Regions from separate parts of the Homo sapiens genome. Here region 1 is linked to region 2. A link is a contact called in ENCODE Hi-C or POLR2A ChIA-PET data. All regions are on one chromosome and are shown on one strand. Each heading gives the region's core, a stretch centred on a gene start or an enhancer-like site at or near the end of the contact. The rest is flanking DNA. Distances are from core to core; before and after follow the strand shown. Region 1 overlaps SEPTIN6 (septin 6). Region 2 overlaps STEEP1 (STING1 ER exit protein 1).

Region 1 (3,344 bases), core at 319-2,818, 87 kb after region 2:
CATTGTACTCCAGCCTGGGCGATAGAGCAAGACTCTGTCTCAAAAAAAAAAAAAAAAAAAGAAAGAAAAGAAAAGAAGAAGTGATAGGATCTTAATGTTAAGGGCTGGGAGGGAATGGAGGGAGCAGTAAGGGAAGCAGAACTCCCAGGACTTGGGAGGAGCCAAAGGTAATTCTGATTATCCTTGGGCAACCAGGTGGATGGTGGTATCATGAATGGCAACAGGGAATGTTGGAGACACATGCTTAAGAGGGCAGAAGATGAATTTGTACAGAGCTTGATTTTCGGGGAGGTCCTCTATGGGATGTCTGAGTGGACATCCAGGATGCAGTTGGATTAATGGGTTTAGACCTCAGAAGTAAGACTAGCTTGGGAACCATCTACTTCTAGGTGGTAATTAGGGCTGTGAGAGTAGAAAGAACCAGCTGCAAAGAGAACAGAAAGTGAAAGGAGCAGAGGCTCTAGGAAAGAATCCCGGGGGGTATATCAACATTTAAAGGAGTAAGGTGAAGAAAACGAGCCTGCAAAGGAGGCTGAGAAGAAATAGTAGGAGAGATAGGAATAGAATCAGCCAGGCCAGTGCTAGAAAAGCCAAAGGCAGAGAGCATTTCAAGGAGGCAGTGGGGAATGGCATAAAGTGCTGCGTTGATATCAAATAAGATGGAAACCAAAGGCCACATTGAACTTGGCCACAAGTCTGCGATTCCTGGCCTTGGAGAGAGGCATTTGAGTGGTTATGCTGGGGACAGAAGCCAGACTGCAGTGGATTGAGGAATGAATGAGAGATGGGGAAGAGGAACCAGTAAACATAGAACAACTCTTTCTCCTCATCCTGTCAAGGACTTCTTGACAGGACAGAGGCTGGTAAGAAAGAGCAGGGTTAAGGGAGAGTTTCTTCAGCACAAGAATGCTTACATGCAGCATGGGAAGGAGCTGGCAGAGAAGGAGTGAAGAAGGCGAAGACACAGGAAACAGAGGTATTCAGGATGGAGTGAAGGAGGAGGGAAGGAGACAAAATGACCAGGTGGAGGCACACCTACTCCTCTACAAATGCAGATGAAAGCTGCAGGTGGGGAAGACAGCCAGGGAGCTCCCACCAGAAAAAGACAAGCATGGCTTCCCCCAGCCCCACCTGTCAGTATATAGGGCATGAGCCTGTCCCTCCTGAAGCAAATATCCCCAAGGGACTGGTTAGGCTCTGACTCCAGGCCAGCTTTAGGCTGTGCACAGGTAGAGTAAGATCTCAGAGGCTCTTTGAAAGCCTTTTTAACTGGTAGACATCTCCCTCACTTGCTTATTAATGCCTGACCACCATAAAGGGCACCACGTGGTAATTTCAACTGTGGGGCTTATTTCACACATCACGCATATAGATCAGACACTTCTACTTGGCGCATTACTCCTCTCTGCATAATAACCTGCTTTCAAAAACATTCCCCTTCTCTAAAAGCATTCTGATTTAAGAAATATGGCAGTGATGATCAACATCCTGCGGTCAAAACAGAACTTGCACTTGAATGCAGACACTAAGGACAGCAATTGGAGAGCCTGCAGTTCATCGATGCATGGCAAGGGCATGCTACCTGGTCCTATCTGGGTTTGAGAATGGGGAAATGGGTAAAGAACAGACTAGAAACCTGTCTGAGCGCCAGGAGCCTGATGAAGAAAGAGGGGCAGAGGACAGTTACCAACTGCCACCTCGTGGAACAGGGCCCCAGCTTGGGGATTCCCCCCAGCGCAGCTGCTTGGAGCTGTCATGGATGCGTGCATGTGTGTGTGGTGATCAGCCTTGCTGGTCCTCTGGGCATCCTCCCTTCCCTTGCCCTTAAAAGCAAGGCGGCGGTACTTCCCAAGCCTGCTCCCCACAGCTCTCCTGGCAGGTGTGCAGAGGCAAAGGGTGAACAGGCAAGCAGAACTGGCAAGTGAGTCGCCCCTGCTCCTTGAGGTCTTAGCACCCGTGTCTCGCCTCCCCTGTGAATTCTCCAGGGGAAGGCTTCCACACCACCTGAGTGGGCTGAGCTGAGCTGGGCTGGGCTGGGCTGGGCTGGCAGGAGCGGTACCTGAAGGGTTTGCTGTCAGGGTCGGTGTCCTTGAAGCCCATCTCCTCCAGCTTACAGCGGCGATACAGCTCATAGTGCCGGGTGTGGGTCTGCTCCCGCAGATCCTCCATGTTGACCCGAATCAGCATCTCCCGCAGCTTCACAAAGTCGCAGTGGGCCTCGTTTTCAACTGCATAGCAGGATTTGGGGTATTGAAAGTATGTTGAAAGGAAGGCCAGCAGAAGCAGAAATGGATGAAACGAGAGGCAAAATGTCTAACAGTGACGTTGCCTTGCAATCTGTGTATTTAGATCCTGCAAATTTACCTCCTCTCTTTTCTACTGAAAATGTAAATGAAAGGTTACAAAAATGCCAGTAATGAAAAACTGTGATATCATAAAAATACTTATTAAGACAGTCAGTAGCACCACAATCTAAATTCAGCAGTCAGAACCCTCAAAAGAATGTTTGGTCTGCACCACTTGTAGGACAACAGCATATATGCATCTGTCCATCCATCCATCCATCCATCCACTCATCCATCCATCCATCTATCCATCCATCCATCCATCCATCCATCCATCCACTCATCCATCCATCCATCCATCCATCTATCCATCCATCCATCCACTCATCCATCCATCTATCTATCCATCCATCCATCCATCCATCCATCCATCCATCCATCCATCCAATCAATATTTGTGGAATCTCTGTTCCCAGTATTGTGTGAGGCACTGGGAATTCAGAAACGAAGTGATGGAATCTTGCTCTCAGGAGCTTATAGTTTAGAGGAAGAATAGATACAAATAGACAAATACAATTCAGTGCACAACTACAAAAATAGAGGGATAGCCAAGTTGCAATAAAGCTCAGAAGAGGGGAACCTAAGAACTCCTGGGAAAGTGAAGACTTCACCGAAGAGAAAATCTCTAAGATGACTCTGGAAGGAAGAATAGCAATTTATCAGCCAGAGAAGGGAATGGTGTTTGCAAAGTGTCAATGAGGCTAGGCAAGGTTATGTAGCTAGTAAGTTGCAGAATTAGGGTTCAAACCCAGGCAATGTAGGGGAGGTGACAAAGTCTCCAAAGAATAAGGGGAAAGAACTAGGATATTGATAGATGACAGTGACAAGGAGGGGTGTGGACCGCAGGCATGGCCCACCTGGATGGTAGAAGCTTCCAAGGAGGTGGTTTCTTTAGAAGGTAGATAATGGCCTGACAGTAGCAGTGGTGACTAGGAGCAAGGGGACCCCACTTTCTGGCCTGTGTGAACAAGTCCCCTCCTCAAAAGAGTGCAAGCAAAG
Region 2 (3,270 bases), core at 273-2,772:
AAACCCCATCTCTACTAAAAATACAAAAATTAGCTGGGTGTTGTGACACATGCCTGTAATCCCAGCTACTTGGGAGGCTGACACAGGAGAATCGCTTGAACCTGGGAGGCAGAGGTTGCAGTGAGCCAAGATTGCGTCACTGCACTCCAGCCTGGACAACAGAGCAAGACCCTGTCTCAAACAAACAAACAAACAAACAAAAAAACCATAATGAGATATCCTCTCATTCCAGTTAGAATGGCTGTTATCAAAAAGACAAGGCTAGGTGCAGTGGCTCACGCCTGTAATCCCAGCACTGTGGGAGGCCGAGGCAGGCGGATCACGAAGGTCAGGAGATCGAGACCATCCTGGCCAACATGGTGAAACCCCATCTCTACTAAGATACAAAAAATTAGCCAGGCATGGTGGCATGCGCCTGTAGTCCCAGCTACTAGGGAGGATGAGGCAGGGGAATCACTTGAACCCGGGAGGTAGAGGTTGCAGTGAACCGAGATTGCACCACTGCACTCCAGCCTGGTGACAGAGTAAGACTCTGTCTCAAAAAAAAAAAAAAAAAAAAAAAAGACAAAAATTAAATGTTAGGGAGGATGTGGAGAAAAGGGAACCCTTATATACTGCTAGTGAAAATGTAAATTAGTACAGCCATTATGGAACACAGTATGGGAGATTCCTCAGAAAATTATAGAACTACCCTATGATCCAGCAATCCCACTTCTTGGTATATATCCAAAGGAAATGAGTTCAGTATCTCAAAGAGATATGTGCACTCTCATGCTCATTGCAGCATTATTCACAACAGCCAAGATATGGAAGCAACCTAAATGTCTATCAATGGCTAAATGGATAAAGAAAAGGTGGCACGCACGCACACATGCACACACAACAGAACATTATTCAGCCTTATGAAAAGAAGGAAATCCTGCCATTTGTGATAATATGGATGGACTTGGAGGACATTATGCTAAATGAAATAAGCCAAACACAGAAAGACAAATACTACATGATCTCACTTGTTTGTGGAATCCAAAATAGTCAAACTCATAGAAGCAGAGAGTAGAATGGTGATTGCCAGGGGCTGAAGGTGGAGGAAATGGGAGGTTGTTGTCCAATGGATATAAAGTTTCTGTTGCGCAAGATGAGTAAGTTTTGGAGATCTAATGTACAGCATCATAACTATAGTTAACAATACTGTATTGTACATTCTAAATTTGTTAAGTATCCTCACTACCTACACACACAAAGAAAATGGTAACTGTGAGGTGATAGATACATTAATGAGCTTAATTGTGGTGATCATTTCACAGTGTATATGTATATCAAAATATCAAGCTGTATCCCTTAAACATATACAATTTTTGTCAATTATACCTCAATAAAGCTAAAAAAATTAACACATCATATTGATAGAAGGAAAGAGAAAAACATAATCATTTCAATAGACACATAGAAAAAGCACTTGACAAAAGTCAAAACCCCTTCAATATACTAAGAATAGAAGGGAACTTCCTCTACCTAATAAAGGGCATCTCTGAAAAACCCCCATCTGTTTACCCACGTCTTAGTGCATTTTCTGTTACTGTAACATAATACCACAGACTGGATAATTTATAAATAAAAGAGATTGATTTCTCACAGTTCTGAAAGCTGGGAAGCATAAGAGCATGGCTCCGGCATTGGGCAAGGGCCTTCGTGCTGCATCATAACACGGCAGAAGGGCAAGTAAGTATGAGAAAGCTCGATTTTAAAACAAAGCCGCTCCTGCAATAACAGACCTACTCACATGACAGCAACGTTAATCCATGCATAAGAGCAGAGCCTCATTAATCCATTCATAGGGCAGACAGATTGTTTCCAACACATGAACTTTTGGGGAACACATTCAAATCATAGCACCACATAAACTAACATCATACTTAATAGTGAAAGACTGAAAGCTTTCCCCCTAAAATCAGGAACAAGATAAAGATGCCACTCTCACTACTTCTATTCAACACCTAGAATAAATTTAACAAAAGAAGTGCAAGAAATGTCCACTGAAAACTAAAAAGTATTACCAAAAGAAATTAAAGAAGACCTAAATAAATGTAAACACATTTTGATGTTCATGGATTGGAAGACTTAATATTGTTAAGGTGGCAATATTCCTCGAATGAATTTCCAGATTCAACACAATCCCTTTCAAAATCCCAGCTGGCTTTTTCACAGAAATTTAAGCTGATCCTAAAATTAATATGCAATTGGAAGAAATCCAGTAGAGCCAAAGCAATCTTGAAAAAACAAGAACAAAGTTGGAGAACTCACACTTCCCAATTTCAAAATTGACTAAAAAGCTATAGTAATAAAGACAGGGTGATACTGGTATAAGGACAGACATACAGGTCAATGGAATAGAACTGAGAGTCTAAAATAAACCCATACATATATGGTTAACTGATTTTCAACAAGGGTGCCAAGACCATTAAGGGGGAAAAACTCAGTCTTTTTAACAAAAGGTCCTGGGAAAACTAGATAGCCACATGCAAAAGGATGAATTTAGCCCCCTACCTCATGCTATATACAAAAATTAACTCAAAATGAATGAAAGACCTAAATGTAAGAAGTAAAATTATAAAACTCTTGGAAGAAAACATAGCTGCAAATCTTCATATGCTTGGATTAGGCAAACATTTCTTCTTTTATTTTTGAAACAGATTCGGGCTGTGTCACCCAGTCTGGAGTACAGTGGCACGATCTTGGCTGGCTCACTACAAACTCCACCTACCAGGTTCAAGCGATTCTCTCCTACCTCAGCCCCGAGCAGCTGAGACTACAGGTGTGCACCACCACATATGGTTAATTTTTGTGTTTTTAGTAGACATGGGGTTTCGCCATGTTGGCCAGGCTAGTTTCAAACTCCTGGCCTCAAATGATTCACCCACCTCGGCCTCCCAAAGTGCTAGGATTACAAGCATGAGCCACCACGCCTGGCCATTTCTTAGATATGATGCCTAAAGCACAAGCAATGGAAGAAAAAAATCAGATATATGGGATGATAAAAATTTAAAACTTGTGTGCTTCAAAGAATATCATCAAAAAAGTGAGAAAACAATTCACAGGATGAAAGAAAATATTTGCAAATCATATATATGATAAGGGACTAGTATGCATAACATAGAATTCTTACAACTCAACAACAGAAAGACAAATACACCAATTTAAAAATGGGGGCCAGGTGCGGCGGCTCACACCTGTAATCCCAGCACTCTGGGAGGCCAAGGCAGGTGGATCACC

The links. Hi-C counts contacts between places; a loop is a spot of excess contacts on that map. ChIA-PET counts read pairs that join two places held with the same protein, here RNA polymerase II (POLR2A). Pooled maps may share reads with other maps.
Region 1: a loop to region 2 is called in a pooled map, with 2.7 times the contacts of the local background. The contact joins two enhancer-like sites. A Hi-C loop is called at or near these places in 2 of 50 pooled maps. POLR2A ChIA-PET finds 5 or more read pairs at or near these places in 2 of 52 experiments (Panc1 and naive thymus-derived CD4-positive, alpha-beta T cell).

What each region holds. Positions count from the first base shown.
Region 1 is chrX:119,634,968-119,638,311 of GRCh38, forward strand. It overlaps SEPTIN6 (septin 6), which reads right to left. Exons shown (of 11, transcript NM_145799.4): 7 at 2,060-2,228. Among named protein-coding and RNA genes, the nearest start is that of MIR766, 10 kb to the right of the region's middle. Within about 2 kb of position 1,569, at least 3 of the 41 ENCODE cell types and tissues checked have a DNase peak (open chromatin) inside an H3K27ac peak, as active enhancers do.
Region 2 is chrX:119,547,994-119,551,263 of GRCh38, forward strand. All of the region lies in intron 2 of STEEP1 (STING1 ER exit protein 1), which reads right to left. Among named protein-coding and RNA genes, the nearest start is that of STEEP1, 16 kb to the right of the region's middle. Within about 2 kb of position 1,523, at least 2 of the 41 ENCODE cell types and tissues checked have a DNase peak (open chromatin) inside an H3K27ac peak, as active enhancers do.